Linked DNA regions of Homo sapiens: region 2 is linked to region 1. A link is an interaction called in ENCODE POLR2A ChIA-PET data of the cell type or tissue named here. Cell type or tissue: OCI-LY7. All regions are shown on one strand. Links, peaks and the distances in the headings refer to the core of each region. The heading gives the core; the rest is flanking DNA.

Region 1 (5,578 bases), core at 952-4,951:
AGAATCAGCAAAGAGGAGGCCATGCGCTGGTTCCAGCAGAAGTATGATGGGATCATCCTTCCTGGCAAATAAATTCTCATTTCTACCCAAAAGGGTAATAAAAAGTTTTCAGTGAAATGTTTAAAAAAAAAATAAAAAAAAGATCAGCCAGCAGCCAGGATGGGATTGTGAAAACAGCAGGAAATTAGTTGTTGACAAAGCATTAATGACCATTAAGAAATCAGCCTCGGCTGGGCATGGTGGCTCATCCCTGTAATCGTAACACTTTGGGAGGCCAAGGCAGATTTCTTGAGTCCAGGAGTTGAGACCAGCCTAGGCAACATGGCAAAACCCTCGTTCCTCCTTAATAAATAAATAAATGAATAAATAAACAAGCAAGCAAGCAGGGCTTGGTGTTAGGCGCCTGTACTCCTAGCTACTCGGGAGGCTGAGGGGGTTGAACCTGGGAGGCAAAGGTTGCAGTGAGCCAAGATTGCACTACTGCACTCCAGCCTGGGTGACAGAGTGAGACCATGGCACCCCCCTCCCCTTCAAAAAGAAATCAGCCTCATAATCAATTTCTCTGGATTAAGGAGTAAGAGCGTCTCAAGATTTGCTGTTTATAGAGAGGGAGGCTAATAGTTTGAGAGAGATACAGAATCTAGGGAGAGTGTGGGTTTTTGGTCTTTCAGTTGTTTGCCAGCCTTGGATAAAGAATGAAGATTACTTGAGCATATTATTTAGAGACAAGTGGAGAGAATAAAGGCACATGCCAGATAGGAGATAATTAATAAAGCACTTGTCCAAAATAGAAACTTGTTGAACAGGAAGAGACGTCAAGTATAAGGAGATTTTAAGATGGGAGAAGGGAATTTTGAGTGTTTGTATTGGATGACCTCAGGGTTCCCAGTAAAGCAGGAGCTGAATTCATCGAAGGTGATGTGTTGGTCAGGATCAAGAGAGAGGTTGGGAGAACAAAGTGCTAAAATCGTTGTGGTCAAGAGTTTAAAAAGTGTATACCAGAAGAGTTATTGAGTGATAGGGGTTTGAAATAGGCAAAGCTGTAGGAAAGGGGGCTGGAAGGAATATTAGGAGGAACACTAAATATACTTCTGAGGTCTACCTCCTGGTCTGTGAACATAAAGGAGCTGAAAGAGTAATGGCTGAAGTTCTTTAGTTTAGCTAAAGTTTTTTAGCTAAAGCTAGAATTGTTGAAAGTTGTATTTGAGGAAAAAAAGTTAAGGATACAGTTGACCGTTCGATAATGTAGCCCACTGTTGACCAGAAGCCCTACCCACAACATAAACAGGCAATAACACATATTTTGTATGTGTATTATATAGTATATTCTTAACAATAAAGTAAACTAGAGAAAAGAACATGTATCAAGAAAATCATAAGGAAGAGAAAACACATTTACAGTACTGTACTGTATTTATTGGTACCATACATTTATGTTGCTGTTTACAAGATGAAGCATCTGTCTGAAATGGCCAGCAGCTACAGCTGTACCTATCTACTGTACATATCAAGCAAGTCACTTTATTCTTATAATGTCTATGACTTCTTTCTTTGAAAGCGCTTCCATCATCACTGTTGGCACTTCATATGGGTCTCATGGTGTTAAGGTTTACGGCATTGCACTAGACACAATGAAAACTACACAAGAGGGCCGGGCACGGTGGCTCACGCCTGTAATCCCAGCACTTTGGGAGGCCGAGGCGGGCGGATCATGAGGTCAGGAGATTGAGACCATCCTGGCTAACACAGTGAAACCCTGTCTCTATTAAAAATAAAAAAATTAGCCAGGCATGGTGGCACGTGCCTGTAATCCCAGCTAATCGGGAGGCTGAGGCAGGAGAATCGCTTTTTCCCAGAAGGCGTAGGTTGCAGTGAGCCGAGATCGTGCCACTGCACTCCAGCCTGGATGATAGAGGGAGACTCTGTCGCAAAAAAAAAGAAAAGAAAAAGAAAAGAAAAGAAAAACACACAAGAGCCGTGAGAGAGATAGCTTTTGATTGCAATACACAATTTACTGGAGAGATGAGCTGATCATACAGAGATGATTAGTGTCACACAGTGTTTTAAACAGATTCTTGCAACCCTGGAGTTCACTGCAGTAGCAACAGAAGTTAGCTATGAGATTTTAACAGTAGTATAGTATGTACTACAGTTAATATTAGGTAGCTATGATTTAATGCTGCATCTTTGCATTTGTTTACATTTATCTTGACTACAAGTGGTATTATGTCTGGTCTTAAGGTTTGTGTGCATATGTTTTGATGAATTTTAACTTTTTATAATAGGTTTGTGTATATTTTATGGCAGTAAATGATAAAACAGACTAATCTACATATATTTTATGTAGTCATGACATAAACCTAACTTTTTCTTAACTTTTTGATATTTCTAGTCTATGTGTTTCATCTGCAGGTTTTTTCAAATTGTTGAAATCTCTGAAAAATTTTATTGAAAAAAAATCCATATATGTAAGTGGACCCACACATTTCAAACCTGTGTTCAAGGGTCAGCTGTGTAAATAATTTTCCTCAAAATTAAAGTGGAAAAGGAGAGTTACTACTAGTAGAAAGTAGAACTGTACCCTTGGGCAGGGGTGTGTGTGTGTAGTTAAAGATCAATTTAACTTAAAAGGTCTTGGTTAGAGAATAAAAACTGGCCCTTATTAGCTTTAATTTACATGAAAAATGAAAAATTTTAGGCCAGGCACAGTGGCTCAGGCCTGTAATCCCTTAACTTTGGGAGACCAAGGGGAGTGGATCACTTGAGGTCAGGAGTTCAAGACAGCCTGGCCAACATGCTGACTCACCCTTCCCTACTGAAAATACAAAAGTTAGCCAGGCGCAGTGGCCATCCCTACAGTGCTAGCTACTCGGGAGGCTGAGGCAGGAGAATTGCTTGAACCCGGGAGGCAAGGTTGCGGTGAGCTGAGATCGCACCACTGCACTCCAGACTGGGTGACAGAGCGAGACTCCATCTCAAAAAAAAAAAAAAAAAAAAAAGATTTGAAAACAGAGTATTTTTTAATCTGCAAGAGCTTTACAGCCTTTTATTCATATGTATAAGCTTTTAAAGATGACTAAAATTTTAGTGTGGACTTTCCACTCATTGGAAATCCTATATTGCAGGTGTTAATTCAATTTTAGTGAGTGTGCATCATGGCTCAGAGAGATAGGACTAGAATGAGGAGGTCACATTGGAGACTCTGAAACAGATACATGTGAGCCTCCCAACTTTTTAATATTTGTTAATCTAGAAGTGTTGAATTTTGGGTGCTGACAAGGCAGCAGGTAGATAAGAATTGCAAAGTTAAGAAAATAGACTGTAATATTGATGGTAAACTAATTGATTAAATTTTAAAATGTACTTTTCCATGTTTTTCTTTGAATTGTCAGTAATTTTGTTTCAACTGGTATTCATACATAGATTATTCACCCAATGTTGACAACTAGTAGATTTATATATTTTTTATGTTGCCTATCCTTTTTTGGGTAAGGATTAACAGAATGTATAATCACCTACATTATAGGTACACTACTAATCACTTGCTACTTGAAAAAACCTAAAGCTTTGAAATCTTTTTATTATTGCACACAAACTTATGCCAAAAATGGAGATAAAGAGAAAAATGTCATCCACTAAACCCCAACAAATAATGTTGACAATGTGGTCTACTCGTAGACTCGCATTGACTTAATTTTTTTAAATCTTATTGCATATTTTGACTAGATAATAAATGCATATGGTTAAAAAATTCACATGGTTCAAAAAAGTACACCTCCCACTCATCTTCCATGTGATATTTCCTTTCTGCTTAGCAATTCTGTATTTATCTTGCTAAACATGAATGACAGTTGTTTGCTGAAATTACATTAAATGTGACGTAATAAAATCATTGTAAGTTTACATTTTTTAACTTTAATAATTTTTAATGTTTTAATGAAGAGTATGAAGAGTAGTAGTACTGCTCTTCAAAGTACTACTACTTTACCTTACCTTTTACTGTTTTGTTAAGAAAATTAGGCCGGGCGCAGTGGCTCACGCCTGTAATCCCAGCACTTTGGGAGGCCGAGACGGGCGGATCACGAGGTCAGGAGATCGAGACCATCCTGGCTAACACGGTGAAACCCCGTCTCTACTAAAAATACAAAAATTAGCCGGGCATGGTGGTGCGCGCCTGTAGTCCCAGCTACACGGGAGGCTGAGGCAGGAGAATGGCGTGAACCCGGGAGGCAGAGCTTGCAGTGAGCCGAGATCGCACCACTGCACTCCAGCCTGGGCGACAGAGCGAAACTCCGTCTCAAAAAAAAAAAAAAAAAAAAGAAAAAAGAAAATTATATAGAAATAAAATTCCAGCTATTCCAAAACTGCACCTTGAATACAGGTACAGAATTGCTAAAACCGTGTACCATTTTGTAGTTTTAGCATGCTTTTGTGTAACTGCATCTGGTGTTTGATCCTCATGAGAGCCCTGTTAAGGAAGGGTACATATTATTGTCCTCATTTTCCTTCGAAAACACATCAGAGTTTGTATTTTGACTGTCAGCATTCAAATACAAGTCTTTTATTTATAAAATTTTGGTCTTTATACTGTGGCTAAAAATCTTAAATCACTTGTCATGATTTGAAATGGTTTATACCGATTTTTTTTGACATTTATACACACATACACATATTTTTAAATTGTCTATAATAAAATCATGCTCATCTTTGAAAAAATATTAGGAGTACTACAGTGGATACCTACATACTTGCTATTCAGCATACCTGGTTTTTTGTTTGTTTTTTGAGACAGTCTTCTCTGTGGTCCAGGTTGGAGTGCAGTGGCACGATCTCAGCTCATTGCAACCTCCGTCTCCCAGGCTCAAGTGATTGTCCTGCCTCAGCCTCCCAAGTAGCTGGGACTGCAGGTACACATCACCACGCCCAGCTAATTTTTTGTATTTTTGGTAGAGACGGGGTTTCACCATGTTGGCCAGGCTGGTCTCCAACTCCTGACCTCAAGTGATCAGCCCACCTCGGCCTCCCAGAGTGCTGGGATTACAGGTTGTGAGCCACTGCACCTGGCCTGTTTTTAAATTCACATAAATATGTTTTATATTTTTCATTAGGGAGAAGAAGGTTGTGTCTACAATTTTTAAGACATTGGGGAGATTTAGATGCCAGTAGTAACTTAAAAGAGAAATAATTGCAAATTCTTTTTCCTCTTGAGTATACTTTCATTTAAGGTACAGTGTTCTGTAAGTTACTTTTACCGTTAAACTTCTTAATGTTGCTTATTGTTTGTCTTACATTTTTAGGTTGGATTTTTCTTAAGTCACATGTCTAATAAAAAAAACCCTTAAATACCTCATTTATTCGTCTTCGTTAGTGAATGCATTGTTGTACATATTAGATTTTTCTCTTTAGATAACTCAGCTTCCCCTATTAAGTGCCACATGTATTACAAAATTTTATTTATGTTTTATTGTTTAATAAACTCTTGAGAACTAGATACATTTTAATCATTTGTAATACTTACATTTTCTAAAACACTTCATTTTTCCCTGGTTTCTTCAACAAAGAGATGCATGTAGTACAA
Region 2 (16,496 bases), core at 6,150-10,149, 92 kb after region 1:
CAGAGTAAGGAGTCAGATTTTAAGCTGCAGTAGATCATTAGGATATGAACATTAAGGAACCTGATGGCCAGGTTGAGACACTTATACTCTGAAGTGTATGTGTATATATTTAATTTAGGCTCATTCCTTATGAGTGATGCCATTTAAATGAAAACATGTGCATATTTTTAAAGAAAACTCAGCTTGAGATAAAGAAATAAAACAAAATCTATGTATTGACATTCATGGGCTTAATTAATTATAACAGTCCAGGGAGGACTCTGCGTCTTTTAAAACAATGTCATTTTATTCATTTAAAATAAGTACTACATACTTTTTATACAGAATTTGGAAAATCCAGAAATTTCTTTACTCAGAGCTATTCCCTCATAATATATATATTTTTAATATACTTAATTTTTTAGAGCAGTTTTAGGTTCACAGCAAAATTGAGCAGGTCAGAGAGTTCTCATATACCCACTTCCCTAACACGTGCAGATCCTCCCCCATTATCAACATTTCCTGCCAGAGTAGACATTTGTTACAACTGATGAACCTGCATCAAGATAACATTATCATCCAAAGTCCATAGTTTACAGTGGGGTTCATTCTTGTATATAGCATGAGTTTGGACAAATGTATAATGACATGTATCCACCAAAGTATGACATAGAATAGTTTCATTGCCCGCCAAATCTACCACGCTCCATCTCTTCATTATATTTTGATCTAAATATACCTTAGATTGGGTTCTCTGGAAACAGACTCTGAGAATTGCCTGCTGAATGCTTACTGGGAGCATGCTTTCAGGAGATGCTCCTTGTAAGAAAGTAAGGAAGGACCGCGCTGTGCAGAGGAGAATCTGACTCCAGATGCAGTTGCAACTGAGACTCAGCCAATCATGGAGGGAGCTGTGGAGCTGGGACGGCCCTTTAGAATTGACCCAAAGTAAAGTAACTGGCCCGGCTTTTGTATCCTTGCATCAGTGAGTCATTGGCCCCCTAGAGGGGCTAATTCTGGATGATTCTATTTTTTGGGGCCAAGGACAATTCCCAATAGGGGATGCAGCTGTGTGCTATCAGCAGTGATATTCCCAGCAGCTGGAGAGGGACAGGTACTTCACAAAGGGGAGTTGGGCAAAGACTGCATTCGGTATCCACTGCAATGTCATGTTAAAATTGGGATCATACAGTCCATGCAACTTCTCCACCTACTTTTTCACTCAACACTATTTGATGAATTTTTCCCATTTTGTTAACCTCTCTTTGAAATCAACATTTTAAATATCTGCTTATTTTATCATATGAAAGTATCATTTATTTAACTGTTCTCTTATTGTTGAACAATTAATTTTTGACACATTTTCACTATAATAAATAATATAATGAACATCTTTATATCTTTGTAATATACATGATACTAATAAAAATAAACTGTATTTAATTGAGAATGCTTACTATTGACTATGTCAGGCCAATATCTTTCTTGCCTTCCTTGTGGAGTTTTTACGAGAAATAAATGAGAGGCTGGATGCGGTGGGTCACGCCTTTAATCCCAGCACTTTGGGAGACCAAGGCAGGCAGGTCACTTAAGGTCAGGAGTTCAAGGCCAGCCTGGCCAACATGGTGAAACATGGTCTCTACTAAAATACAAATATGAGCAGAGCATGGTGGTGTGTGCCTGTAATCCTAGCTACTCAGGAGGCTGAGGCGTGAGAACCTCTTGAACCTGCGAGTGGAGGTTGCAGTGAGCCAAGATTGCACCAGTGCTCTCCAGCCTGGTTGAAAGAGAGAGACTCGGTCTCAAAAAAAAAAAAAGAGAGAAAATAAATGTAAATTATGTTGCACTTTTAAACTCATTTGATGTTAACTTTGTGATGCAGAGACCATTGTCATCTCCATTTTTCAGATGAGGAAACTTAGGCACAGAGGTTAAGTAGATCATCTAAGTGAGCATTAGAATAGTACAGGCACTATAAATCCAGAGTTTGAGCAAAACATGATACTATTTCCCTCATCCTGCTTTTCTGGTGCTTTTCCTAAGTTTATAACCTTAGAAGGAGAATTCCATAGTCAAGGGCTTGACTTACTTTAAAGCTCATGATAAGAATTGCCAGGTTATTTCCCAGAAGTAATGAGAACTTCCACCAGCAGAGTATGAGGGTTTTATTTCTCCATAGTCAACAACAAAGAACCCAAATTCTTAATTAGAACCATGATAAAGAATAAGTAATCTATTTTCTTGTCTTCCCTCAGGCATTATGAACATTCATTGTTCTTAAGCAGGCCTTTCCCTGGTTTGTTAGCATGCTCAATTATTTCAAGATCATCTTCTAAGTGTTCACTAAAATGGATGACATACATTTCAGAGAAGAATTTTTTGTTTGTGGAACGAATGCATGAATGAGGACAAGGAGAGGCCTGGATCACAACTTTGTACTGGAATATCAGGAGTTGTGTAAAGCAAGGAAGCGGAGACTCTGCAGAACAAAGCCCCTTCAAGACAAGGAAGTGATTTGTGACAATTGACCATTTTTCACATACTCTTCATTGGGGTCTTTTAAAATCTCAGTTGAATTCCTTATGTAATAAGCACTCATTGCAGTCCCTTTACCTGCCAGACTCTATCATGTGCTTGAAAACATTGATGTTTAATTCTGGAAGGAATTCAGGGTCATGTGATCCCATCCCTTATGACACAGAGGAGGAGCTTCAAGCCAGTGCCACCTCGTTGGGGCCTTTCCCTCTCCTGGGGGTGGACTGTAGGAGATGTGGGGAGGGGAGGATGGTTCTGTTTTCCTCCATTCAAGGTCAGAGGAACTCTTCAGAAATGTCTTAGAAGGCAGTCAGAGTTATTTTGTATTATTTTAGCATTGACTTAGACTGATCTTACCCTCACATAACTCCATAGTTAGTTCATTTCTGAATTCTGAGAGATTTCTTTGGAAACCCACAGTTTTTCCCTCACTTCTAAGCTTTGGCAACCTCTTTAAGTTCATTTACTTGCCATTCCCTCTACCATATAGGTTGTTGTGAGGCTGAAATGAACCCAAAGTATTTAAAATTCTTACAGTAATACTTACAAACAGTAAACAATTTATAAATATTGACTTTGGTTTCCTCCCTTCTTCTCTGCTCCCCATTTTCCTCCTTCCCAGAATGGTGTATAGCTGTGAGATATTTCTGAACCTCAACTTCCTCATCTAAAAATCATAAATTATACTTTACTATATATTCACCACACAGGGTTTTAGTGGGGATCAAATGAGGTAATCCATCTAAAGCAACTTTCACAGCACCTGGCGCAGAGCGGGCAGTCAATAATTTGTAGCTGGGATTACTTTAAAACCTGTTAATGTGCTTTAAGTCAGTTATCGAATTTTCTGCGCTGTCTAAAAGAATGAATCATATGCACTTGATTAATTTTCAGCCCTGTTGAATTTATTTCTTTTCTGCTCAGCTTTCCTGAGGTACAATTGACAAATTAAAATTGTGTATATTTAAGGTGTACTATGTGATGTTTTGATATACAGTAGTTCCCCCTAATTCATGGTTTTTCTTTGCATGGTTTCAGTTACTCACAGTCAACTGAGGTCTGAAAATCAGTGAATATAGTACAATAAAATATTTTGAGAAAGAGCGAGAGAGACCACCTTCATATAACTTTCATTATAGTATATTGTTATAATTGTTTATTTTTTTGCTAGTTTTCATTGTTACTATCTTACAGTGCCTAGTTTATAAGTTAAACTTTATCATAGATATGTATGTGCAGGACAAAACATAGTACATGTAGGGCTAAGTATTATCTGTGGTTTGAGGCACCCACTGGAGATCTTGGAACATATTCCCCTTGGATAAGGGGGGACAATTATATGCATAGGTTTGGAGTGATTTCACAATTAACATATCTGTCACCTCATACAGTTATTTTTTTTTTATGATTAGAACACTTAAGACCTGCTCTCTTGGCAAGTTTCAAGCATACAGTCTAGTATTAACTGTAGTTACCAGGTTGTATATTAGATCTATAGAACTTACGTCTTTTATGACTGAAATTTGGTACCCTTTGACCAAAATCTCCTCCCTGTATTGTATCCTGCATCCCCTGACCACCTTTCTACGCTCTGTTTCTATGAGTTTGATTTGTTTAGAATTCATATGTAAGTGATATCATGCATTGTTTGTCTTTCTGTGTCTGGCTTACTTTACTCTGCATAATGTCCTCTGGGTTCATCCATGTTGTCTCAAATGGTAGAATTTTCCTTGTTTTTTCAGTTAGCTCTGTTGAATTTAGATAAAGTATAAAGTTGATATAGAACGAGCATAACATAGATTTCATGGATGAGGTTAATTTCAGCCCTGTTATCTTCAATTTCTGTGTTTTTCTCATCTCTTTTTAAAATTTTTTTTCTTTCCCTTTCTCTTAGTCTCTATTGTTTTCTATTCATGATAACTGAAGTTCCCTTTTCCTATGGTTCAGTTTGAGTAGTAACTTGTGCCAGTGATAAGCAACTGAAATGACTGATGCCAGGCCATTGGCCTCTTGGTTGCTGAATATGTCAGATTCATTCTCCTGGCATCTGGACACTGCTGGACCCTCTTTTCCTGGGCCCGAGGAACAGCATTCCCTCTTTTTTTTTCCCTGTCTCTCTTCTCTGTAAAAAGGCCCCTCAGGGGCTTTTCCTCTTCCTTTACTACTGCTAAGTTCAGAAGTGCCCTGAATTTCCTGTGCAACTGTCTTCTCTCCTCACCTCCTACTCTTTCTGGGTAAGCTTCTCTCTTCCTGTGAGGGCTTCATCTGTATTGTGTTAAGCCCCAAATCTGTGCCTCTGACCTAGACTTCTCAGCAATGTTTAGTGAGAGGACATCTCATCTTGGGTATGCCACTGGCCAGTCCAACTCAATGGGTAGAGAATGAACCCATCATCGTTTTCCCCCAAACCAGCTCTACAACTCCAGCCCACAACCACTCTGCAACCACTAGTGCAAAGGTTGGTAGTTCAGAGGACACAATAGAGGGAATAAATGATGTATTTTGACTTTTCCAACTAGACTCTCACTTTAAAAATGTCATCTTCTCTATAAATACTGATTCAACCCATAATTCTTTTCTCTGCACCTATCTATGTTATATTATAGAATTGATTTTATTCTATTGCTGTGCTTCATTTATGTTTCTTTCCTTTTAGACCAGGGGTCAGTAGAATTTTTTGGTAAAGGGCCAGAGAGTAAATATTTTAGGCTTTACAGGCCATATGGTCTCTGTTGCAACTACTCAACTCTGCGGTTTTAGTGTGAAATCAGCCATAGACAAAACAAATGGATGAGCGTGGCTGTGTTCCAATAAAACTTTATTTACTGAAACAGGCAGTGGGCTGGATCTGGCCCACAAGCCAAGAGTTTACCGACCCCTGGTCTAGACTGTGGACTCCTAGAGAGTTACTTCATAAGAATTTAGAGTTTAGAGAGCCTTTTACCTGCCAGATGATGCTAGAGGTCTGAGAATCTAGAGACAAATGCTCTTCAGTTCCTGACCTCAGGGATCTCCCATGGAGACCAAGCGTGTGCTGTGGTTGAGGTGCAGATTAGTCTCCTAGGGCTGTCCTAACAAAGTGTCACAACTGGGAGGCTCTAAATAATAGAAATGTATTCCTCACAGCTCTGGAGGCTAGATGTCTGAAATCAGGGTGATGGCAGAGTTGGGTCCTTCTGGGTGCTGTGAGGGTGAGTCGGGCCCATGCCTCTCTTCCAGCTTCTCGTGGCTCCTTGACTTTGTAGATGCATCACTCCAATCCTCTACCTATACCTGGAGTTCTCCATGTGTCGTTCCTTTGTACATCTGTCTCTGTGTCCAAATTTTCTTTCTTTCTTTCTTCCTTTTTTTTTTTTTTTTGAGAAGGAGTCTTGCTGTGTTGCTCAGGCTGGAGTGCAGTGGCACAATCTTGGCTCACTGCAGCCTCTGCTCCCTGGGTTCAAGGAATTCTCCTGCCTCATCCTCCAGAGCAGCTGGGATTACACATGTGTGCCACCATGCCCAGCTAATTTTTGTATTTTTAGTAGAAATAAGGTTTCACCATGTTGGCCAGGCTGGTCTCGAACTCCTGACTTCAAGTGATCCGCCCGCTTTGGGGCCTCCCAAAGTGCTGGGATTACAGGCGTGTGCCACCACATCTGGCAAATTTTTTATTTTTAGTAGAGACGGGGTTTCACCCTGTTGGCCAAGCTGGTCTCGAACTCCTGACTTCAAGTGATTTGCCCTCCGTGGCCTCCCAAAGTGCTGGAATTACAGGCGTGAGCCACTGTGCTTGGCCTCCAAGTTTTCTTATTTTATCAGGACACTAGTCAGATTAGGGACCACCCTAATGACCTCATTTTAACTTGATTACTTCTGTAATCTGTAAGATTCTGTTTCCAAATAAGGTCACACACAAAGAGTCAGGACTTCACAATATCATCTTTGAGGGACACAGTTCAATCCATAATAAGGTGTATATATTAATATTTACCATTTGTATACCAAGAGAACTGAGGTGAGGAGGATTCATCCTGCTAAACAATGGGGGAGAAGAAAACGGAGGGCACAAAAACCAACACAACATTTGGCCTGGATGGATGACTAATATCTTGCTAGACTACAGAAATAGGAAAGGAAATTCCAGGTTGAGCAAACAACTTGAGCAAATGCAGGAGGGCAGGATCATAAGAACAAGAAATGTCTTTTGAATAATTACCCTGGTACAGCTGCAAAATGGTGAGGTTGGTAGAAGGGGCTCAAGTTGATTCTAGAAAGATAAGCTGGGGCAAGACCAAATGTGTGTAGGCTTCAAGAGCTGCTTGCATGATGTTTGTTGACTGAATGAAGTATCGAAGTCGAAAATGGGAACAGTGGTTGTGACAAATTCTTGGCTACGAAATCCCTTTCATTCAGTCTCTGGGGGCTAATTGTTGCAAGTACTTGTCAGCGTCTGGACCACTATCCTGCAATCTCTTTCACCAGTGCACTTGGGTTCACAGCTCCCTCGTAATTTTTATGCTTCCTTATGTGTTAGAAGAATGCAATGACAGTATAACTGAAGGTCTAGCCCATAAGCAAATATTCTCTGATGGAAATATGCAATATGTTTGTCTTTTGGTAATAATAATAGCTAACATTTGTTAAATGTTTACTCTGAACCAGCCACTGTTATAAGCATCTTATGTATTAACTCATTTAATCCACATGCTCCTGCATGAGATTCTAGTATCTCCACTTAATATACCAAGTAACTGAGCTTCAGAATGGTGAACTGGCCAATGTAACCCAGTTGGTAAATAACTATTCTCTAATCATTAGATTATATGCTTACTTCTCCCTTTGGCCTTCCTGTCCCCTCTCTCCTGCCATACTTGTCTTCCCATGGCCCCTCTTGGGTCATTCAGTTTGCTTTTGTTCACCTCCAATCATCCATCAATTAGTGTCTGATGTTCAGATTCTTCTCTGTCTCTTACTTCCCGTTTTCTCCCCTATTCTTATGCTTTTCCCCATTTCTTGGTCTTTCCTTCACTGTCCCTGTATTGGCTTATTAGTTTTTCCTACTTCTGGTGTCAGCAATAGATCCAGTTATTTTAAAGGACCTTTCCTTTTTCTTAATCCTCATTTCTAAATTCTTACCAGCTGCATATAAAAACATAGCCCCAGCCAGGTGCGGTGGCTCACACCTGTAATCCCAGCACTTTGGGAGGCCTAGGCAGGAGGATCACGAGGTCAGGAGTTCAGGACCAGCCTGGCCAGCATGGTGAAACCCCGTCTCTACTAAAAATACAAAAAATTAGCCAGGCATGGTGGCGGGTGCCTGTAATCCCAGCTACTCAGGAGGCTGAGGCAGGAGAATTGCTTGAATCCGAGAGGCGGAGTTTGCAGTGAACCAAGGTCGTGCCACTGCACTCCAGCCTGGGCAACAGAGCGAGACTCCATCTCAAAAAACAAACAAACAAGCAAAACAAACAAACAAAACAGCCCCTGCAGACCTCATAGCTAACACAATCCCTGGTTTTGGAGAGGTGGCGGATAGTCAATGGGCTGCATATTCCAACGTAAAAATAAGAAATGTCATTGTAGCCATGTAAGTCTCATTAAAGAGGATTATGGAAATGCTGACAATAATAAATTTGTAAGACACGTAAGAGTGTATAAAATACTGCCGCATCTTGTGCTAGTAGCCTAATTTCTGGATTACTGTTTTTCTGACATTTTACACAAGGCTTCATTTTACCTAGTTCAGTATTTAAGATTGAGATTTTTTTCCTAAATGTGTCATTTCTGATTCCATCGAAGGAGTAAGTTTAGAGAAACCTCATGGCTAATCATGCAACAGTAGCTTGCCGGAATAAAGGCCATGACGTTTTGGAATTTTAGAGGAGTGAGTCTTGAGACCAACTCTAGGATGGTGGTGAGAGGGAGGAGGGGTGGACAATGGGGCCATTTTCAAAATCATTACACTAGGTTAAGTTAGATTTTTCCTATAAAGCCTCCCTGAGGTGCCCTTGTGTTTTTTTATCTGGCAACTTTCTTGGATAGAAAATAAACAGAGGACTTTTGGCTCCTGTTCACCACTGTACCTACAGAAAGCAACGTTTTGGAACTTGCAAGCAGCTTATGTGTGCATGAGTGTGCGTGCAGGAATTTTCTGGAGAGGCATGAGGCACTACTTTAATTCCCATGGATGCTGTTTGTTCCCCAGAACGGAAAATGTTCTATTTTTGGCCACAAGACATTTCTGAGAAAAAAAAAAGTTAAACAAAGCATGGCGACAAGCTCGTTCGTGTCGTTGTCTGAGTTTCAAGAAGAGTTTGGTGCGTTTCAGGGAAGAACTTCTTCATGGAGGCAAGGGGTTGGAAGTGATAAGAGAAACTCTTTAACTTGGAATCCTGAGATAGGACTTGGGTTTCTGGGCAGAGGTTGCACAGGTGGGTGGGTCCTGGCTGTGAAGGCTGCAGCCTGGCCTTTGATTGGGGGTGGCAGGTTGACAGGTGCAGAAAAAAATTCTGTTGCACCTGAAAAAGGTAAACACTTGAAGATAGGTATTCTCTGCCTGGCTGCTTAGAATGAACTTATCTGGGGCTACAACCTAATATTTCCCCCAAAGCAAGAAAGCCCTGTTTGCATCCCTGCCTTAGCATTCCTGTTGGCCACAAGCCTTTGTGGGGAAGGACTTCTAGGGGCAGGTTTCCAGCAGCCTCTGATCTCCAGATAACTTGACCGGGCCAGTCACATAGTGAATGAAATCATTTTGGGCCCTTCCCCCATCAGACACTTTTCCAGGAAATAGCTTTTTGCTGCCATGACCTCTTTTGCTGCTGTTTGATATCCTTGATATGAAAAATGTGAATGGAGACGAGCACCCCATTAACCAGCAGCTCTTAGGCAGCATTGCTTGTTGGAGGTATCTTTTCACAGAGGTGAGCCGGCAGCGCCCTGGGCATTATGGGAGCATCCTGAAGGTACGGGGCCTCGTGCTGCAGCCATTGGAGTGGCTGGCAAGAGTGATCACAGAAACTGTAAAGCCCTAAGCCCCTGGAAATGGAGCGCCCTGCGGCTCTGATTAAGGCTTGTGGAGAGGGAGCTGTATAATTGGATACCCTGAAGCAAACCTCGAGCAGAATCCTGTAAGGCAGCTTGGGATTTTCTCTCCCCAATGTGCTGTTGAAACATCCGTGAATTCCAGTTGGTGGTTGTTTTCATCTGCTTCAAGCCTAGCCCTTGGGTACAGATGCAGCCGTGTTTCTGGGTAATGTTTCATTCTTGGTAGGAAGGGCTGTTTCCTTCTCATGAAGTGATTCGATATCTTTGGAGTTACGAAATGAAGTGCTGGTGAGACCTGTTGTTACTTGTTGTTCCTTAGGCAGAGCGTTTCTGAGGAGCCCTGTTCTTGAAAGCAGCACTGAATTGACGCCTTGCGAGCTTGGGAGTTTTCTTCTTGGTTAACAGTCTTTTGAAACATGTACTTGGGATTCAGGAACTTGCATTGCACGGGTTCAGAAATGTGTCTGTCCCGCATGACCTCCGTTACTTGGAAGCAGCTGGGTATCTTGTGCCTTTATCCTCATGTATTCAACAAATATGTATCAGGTGCCTACTATGTGCCAGGCACTAGGGCAATTACCAGGCAGTCTTGCTGATGGGGGAGACAGACCATACATAAATATCTTCCCATGCTGGAGAGTACTAAGAACAGAGCCAGAGAGAGAATAGTGGTAGATATATTTCTGGCAAGGGTGGGCAAGGATGTTCTTTCTGGGGTGTGTGTGTGAAATTTAAGGTAATATCAAAAGAAGCCAGTAATGTGAAGAAAGGGGGATGGGAATGAGACTTTCGGGTAGAAGAAACAGCAAGTGGGCAAAGGCCCTGAGGTGAGAGAGCTACACCTGCCTGAGGAGCCTAATAGCACCTGTGAAGCTGGAGCACAGAGGAAAGATGAGAAACCCCTGAGATGAGTTTGGAGAAGTAGCCATGGGGCTGGATCACATAGTGCCCTGTGGGCCAAGAAAGGAGTGTGAATGTTAACCTAAGAGTGTCGGAGGGCCTCTGGAGGGCTTGAAGCAGAGGCGTGACATGATCTTCCTACAGTTTGGAAAGAACAGTCGCTGCTGTGTGGAGACTGGATGGGGTTGGAGGCAAGAGTGGATGCTTTAGAAGGCTCTTCCCAATGTCCAGGCAGGAGCTGACAGTGGTTTAACCCTGGGCCAGAGGGGTGGGGTGGGATGGCAGCAGCTCCTTCCTATCTATGTTCATTCTGGTCTCCTTCCATGTATTGTCCTTCTCACCACTGTTTTCTGGGGGAAAAGCTGGCCTTCTTTTACAAGAGCTTCATGGTGGACTGCTACTTTATTTATTTATTTATTATGAAACAGAGTCTCGCTCTGTTGCCCAGGCTGGAGTGTAGTGGTGTAATCTCGGCTCAATGCAACCTCCGCCTTCCGGGTTCCAGCAATTCTCGTGCCTCAGCCTCTCGAGTAGCTGGAATTACAGGCACGCGCCATTATGCCAGGTTAATTTTTGTATTTTTAGTAGAGACAGGGTTTTGCCATGTTGGCCAGGCTGGTCTTGAACTCCTGACCTCATGTGATCTACCCACCTCGGCTTCCCAAAGTGCTGGGATTACAAGCATGAGCCACCATGCCCCACCAGGACTGGTACTTTAGACTCTTCCAAAGTTATTTAAGTAAATTGATCCATGTGATTATCTCAGTAATCCTGTGAGGGATACAGGGAGCTTAGGATATTGTCCTTCTGTGACAGATAAGCACGAGGGAGGTTCTGGAGGTTATAGAGAGTTCCTAGCAGAGCCAACTTCCTGCACACCCAGCCCAGGCCTCTCTGCTGCTCCATGGGACCTAACCTGTAGACTTTTGGTTTTGTACTGTCACTGTGGATTATGACTTTTATTTCTAAAAAAAAATTGTTAAAAAGGTAAAATCTGATTCAGGGAAATACAAAAGAAACACCCTTTTTTTTTTTTTTTTTTTTTTGAGCCAGAGCCTCTTTCTCTCACCTGGGCTGGAGTGCAATGGTGTGATCATGGCTCAATGTAGCCTCGACCTCCTGGGCTCCAGTGATCCTCCCATCTCAGCCTCCCAAGTAGCTAGGACTAAAAGCCTGTGCCACCAAAGATTTTATTTAATTCATTCATTAATGAGGGAACCAGTAAGATGGCATATCCTGTTCAAAGACTAAGAAGTGAGGATATTTATAGGCAATTTAATAAAAAAATTGTTAGGATAAGATTACTGGGTTAGATATAAACTGGTTAATGTCCAACAGGCCACAAATCTTTGAGGTTATATGTTCCAGCAGACAGAAATGATCAGTGTCTCTACTGGACAAAAATATACAAGATAATAGATAAATTCACTAAGTCAGAGACCTTAAGTCACTGGCAAGCAATGAAATGAACTAAGTATATTCTCCTGGGAAATTCTCTGGAGGACTTGGAAAGGTGTGCCACTCACCATTTTTGCCTTATTTCCAAGTTTTAGCTAATTTTTATGACCCCGTTACTCAGAGCAGCGATTCCCTTGGTATAATGCCTTTAAGATGATGTTTATGGAACACCTGGGGATTGAGGTCAAAAACCAATAAGGAATGGATACATTAAAATGCAACTCAAACTCCCCCAGAATGAGTTGGGACTCAGTCATTTATCAGACATCTATTGAGTCCTGCTCATGGGTATGCAGAGCCCTGTGCTAGGCTGTGGGAGCACAAAGCTTAATACAAAACAGTTCCTGCCCTATGGACCTCATAGTCTAGACAGGGAGGCAGACACGTAAACGGACACATTCCAATTCATCGTGATAAAAGCCAAGCAGAGATGTGGGGATTGTGTGGGCGCTGGGAAAGAGAGCGGTGCCCTCACCCTGAGAGATCCAGGGGCACTTCACAGAGAAGTTTTGGTTTGAGGGATGGGCAAAGGGTTGCCAAGTTGAGAAGGGGTGTCACAGGGAGGGCCATTTACGTGGGATGTCAATGACCACCCTGATAAATAGCATGGATGTGAGTAAAGAGATTTACATTTTTGGTATGGCAGATTTTAAAATTTATCCTCAATTCTCACAGCTAGTCTTAGAACGCTGAGGTTCTGGGGGGTGGGGAGGGAATGGGAGTGGAACAGGGAAGGAGAAGTTGGAGTCTCTTGGGCAAGCTTGCAAAATTTTCTTCAAATATTAGGTCAAATTCTCTATAAAAACCCTATTTAAAAGTTTTTGAAAGACTTTGAAGTCCCAAAGAAGCAGGAAGTTAATTAGAGTGGCTTTGATATCTTAGGGTATGTTTTAACAGCTGCTTAAGACAGTTTAAACAATAAGAACTTATGTGGTTTGGGATGCGTCTGTGATAGTCAGCCCCGGCCAGAGTGTAATATCATTGCATCTGAGAGTTAACAGCAGTTGGCTTTAATTTTAGAAAGAGTTCAAGCCAAAAAGTTCTCTAAAACCCAAGAGAGGAACTTCTAAAGAGGAAGATTGCTCTTGAAGAATGTGTTTGGGGGTCAAAGATGAATTGAGTAGGGAACAAATGATCTTAACTTTGTCCTCGCAGGAGCACAGAACATGCCCTTTTCTGAGCAATTCTCTTAAGTTGTGTTTAACCAGGGACATTTGTTGGCAGCCGCCATTTGCAAAGGGGTCCAAATGAGGTGAATTAACATCTGTAAGGAACACTTGAATAACACAAAGGGTGTCCAACCAATTTACATTTCCTGGGAATTGTCATTGTGCTTGAAGTAGTTTGTTTCCTTCCTCAATACCCTCAGCCTTCTTCAATATTTAAGACGTTTTTGACATACTGTTTCTTAGCCTCTTCCCCTGGTTGGATCTCCTCTATGCTGGAGAAGAACATGTTGAGAAATACTATGATGAACAGTAAGGATCTGCCTGGGGAACGGGATTTCAAGAGACGATGGGAAGGCTTGCTCTGGTGGCCCTATGTTGCTGCTGCTGCTAGGGTGCTGATGACGGCCATGATGATTGTGGTGGTGGTGGGTAGTTGATAGTGATGATAATGATGATAATGATGTTAGCTAACATTTGAGGCTAATATTTATATGATAGGCACTGTGCTGAGCATTTTATACTCATTCTCATGTGGTAGGTATATTTCCTCCATTTTACAGATGTGGAAACTGAGGTTCAGAGAGTGCCAGTGACTTGTCCATGCGTCCTTCCATCCATCTTATATTTGGCTTCCATTGAGTTTCCTACTTCTCCACAATTTACACAGTAGTATATTGCATCGTCTACCTTCATATGCAAAAATAGACTAAAAACATAAAAGTGGTTTGTAATAATACCACATGTTCTCACTTATACATAGGAACTGAACAGTGGATACTCATGAACATAAAGATGGCAGCAATAGGCACTGGGGACTGCTAGAGGAAGGAGGGCAGGGATTGAAACCTGTTGGGCACTATGCTCACTAACGGGGTGACAGGATCATTCATACCCCAACCTCAGCATCATGCAATGTACCCATGTAACAAACCTGTACATGTACCTTCTGAGTGAATCTAAAGTAAAAGTGGAAATTATGTTTTTATAAAAGTGGATGTAGAGAGGTACTTTTGGTAATGGGCCAACGACTGGCTGACAGATGACTATATTATTCCATTCAAGAGAGACAAATCTATTTTCCAAAAATACTTCCTTGGGAATGTCATGCCAGTCTTCCAAGGATTTCCCATTTTCCACAAAATAAACATGAAATTCTTCTGCCTGGACCATGCGTCCTGGCCACTCTGGTGGGATATGAGTCTGGGGCCTAATTGAGTCCTTGCTTGCTGCTGCAGTTGGAGAGTGTCTTGTGAAGGTTACTGTTTGTTTCTTTAAAAAGTGCCATCAGCACATCTTTTCTGAAGAAAAGCTTGGGTTTATTAATAAAATGAAATGAAAACTACACAAGACCACATTTTGGCAGCACACACACTCACGCTGAATGGACTGAGAAAAGATTGGCATGGGTCCTTCCTCAAAGGTAATGTGACTGTTTTTAAAAGTCTATCTTTGGTAGTAGCCATGTGAAGAACTTTAAAGTAGTTAGCTTTGTGAGTAGGGTGCATTTGTAAATGGGGAAATTCATAAAATGTCCATGCATAGACAATTCACTCCCACAATTAGTGAAGTTTTCTTGATAAAGTGTTGACCTCAAACTACTTCTCTACTTTTTTTTTTTTTTTTTTGCAATTCCTTCCTTCTTCCTTTCTTTTCTTTTCCTTTCCTTTCCTTTTTTTTCTTTCCCTTTCCCTTTCTCTTCCCCTTTCCTTTTCCTTTCTCTGTTCTTTTCTCTTTTTTTTCCCTCCTCTATAGACATTATAAGGTGAGTGAATGGGCTGCTCAAGTTCAGTGAGGGAAAGGGTATAAAAGATGCATAAGGAAAGTTTATATAGAAAACATAAAGGGAGTCATCCTTCTTAAAGGAGTAACATTTCCCATATAAAGGAGAGGGCTATGACTAGGTGTTCTCCAGCTCAATGTCTGCCATAAACCAGGGGCATGAGGTACAAAAATAAGGGAGGCTCTTAATTTGGCAACTTCTCTTTTGTCCTGTGCTTACTGGAGTTTTTGCCTATTTCTCAGGAAGCCTTCAGTGTTCATTGTGTGGGGGATGTTCTTTGAGGTCCCTGTCTCCTCTGATTTTACATAGTGTGGTAGGTTCTGATTCTTTCTTTGTCTGATTTACTGGGATAGGCTTTTCTCCTGACCTGTGACGCACAAATTTGGGTGGAAAATTTTGTCTAAAGTCTACACGTTACTCTGGAAAACAGAGCTTGGTTCTTCTTTCCTTTTGGCTTTAAATTTGGCTTTATCTTGCTTTTATTGGTCCTTGAAGTTCTAATAACCTATAGGTAGAAGATATTCATAGTATGACATCACTTCATCAAAAGCAGCCTGAATTCCATGCACTGTAGTAAGCCCTCTGTAATTCATAACCTATCCTATGTTTCTTGCTTGAGGGATTACATCAGCAATGACATGTTAGGAATCAGCTAGTGGGATGACTTGGGTAGGGACTGCTGCTGTTGCTTCAGAAAGCTAAAAGGAATGGGCTCTTGAGTGTGCAAATGGATGCATTTCATTACTACCATTTTATTTAAGAATTCTGGTGTTTCCAGATTTTCAACAGGTATTAATCTTTGAGGATGAGAAATCAAAACTCCCAGGAATTCTTAGGAATTCCTCAAATCCTAAGTTATTCTTAAAATATTTCAACATTCTTTGTGTTCATTTCTTATTATGATGGACATCTAAGAAAAATGTATTTAATAAGTTGGAAACATTAATTTTAGTAGTACATGTTGAGTATCCCTTATTTGAAATGCTTGGGACCAGAAGTGTTTTTTCAGATTTTGGAATATTTGCATTATACTTACTGGTTGAGCACCTCAAATCCAAAAATCTGAAAGCCAAAATGCTCCAGTGAGCATTTTCTTTGAGTGTCATGTAGGCTCTTAAGTAGTTTCAGATTTTGGAGCATTTCAGAGTTTGGATTTTTGGATTTGGGATGCTCATCCTGTAGTTACAAAGAACTTTAGCCTATAGTAAATATTCAAATGCTTGAAAATGCCAGCAAACATTATTGGGTAGCATTTGAAATTGAAATCACCAGTTTAAGGGCTTATTTTGTTGCCAAAAATTTTTATTCTTTGGAACACAACTTATAGGATTTTTATAAAGTATATATGCATATAAATTTATTAATATCACATTTTTTCCCCAAAATGACTCACCATTGTCAACAAACACAATCACAAACACATCCTTACAACATGGCCACAGCTGCAGGCAAGGTTGGTTAGGTTAGGGTGGCTTTCCTCCTATGTGTGCTGTACCAGTTCCTGGAAATGTCAACCTTAACCTTCAGCTGCAGGCTTTCATTTTGCTACGATGTTAGTGGAGTTCTTCAAACACGTGTCTTTGTATTGATTGTGAAGCTTTAATTCTTGCAGTAGAATTATAATACTTTTTCCTATTTTCCTGATT

Evidence for each region. Peaks named below come from ENCODE experiments on the same cell type or tissue, not always from the same donor. Only the 100,000 strongest peaks of a DNase experiment are listed, where the experiment ranks them.
Region 2: POLR2A ChIA-PET joins it to region 1 with 13 read pairs; 2 of 35 experiments call an interaction of 5 or more read pairs at or near these places.

What each region holds. Positions count from the first base shown.
Region 1 is chr10:87,945,961-87,951,538 of GRCh38, forward strand. All of the region lies in intron 5 of PTEN (phosphatase and tensin homolog), which reads left to right. It also overlaps the pseudogene RPL11P3. Among named protein-coding and RNA genes, the nearest start is that of PTEN, 85 kb to the left of the region's middle. In OCI-LY7, for the core only: no CTCF peak of the experiment used is centred there; no DNase peak of the experiment used is centred there.
Region 2 is chr10:88,033,065-88,049,560 of GRCh38, forward strand. It overlaps LOC105378414 (a long non-coding RNA gene), which reads left to right and starts at 9,202. Exons shown (of 2, transcript XR_001747303.1): 1 at 9,202-9,419. It also overlaps the pseudogene MED6P1. RefSeq lists a silencer at 9,268-9,562. In OCI-LY7, for the core only: no CTCF peak of the experiment used is centred there; no DNase peak of the experiment used is centred there.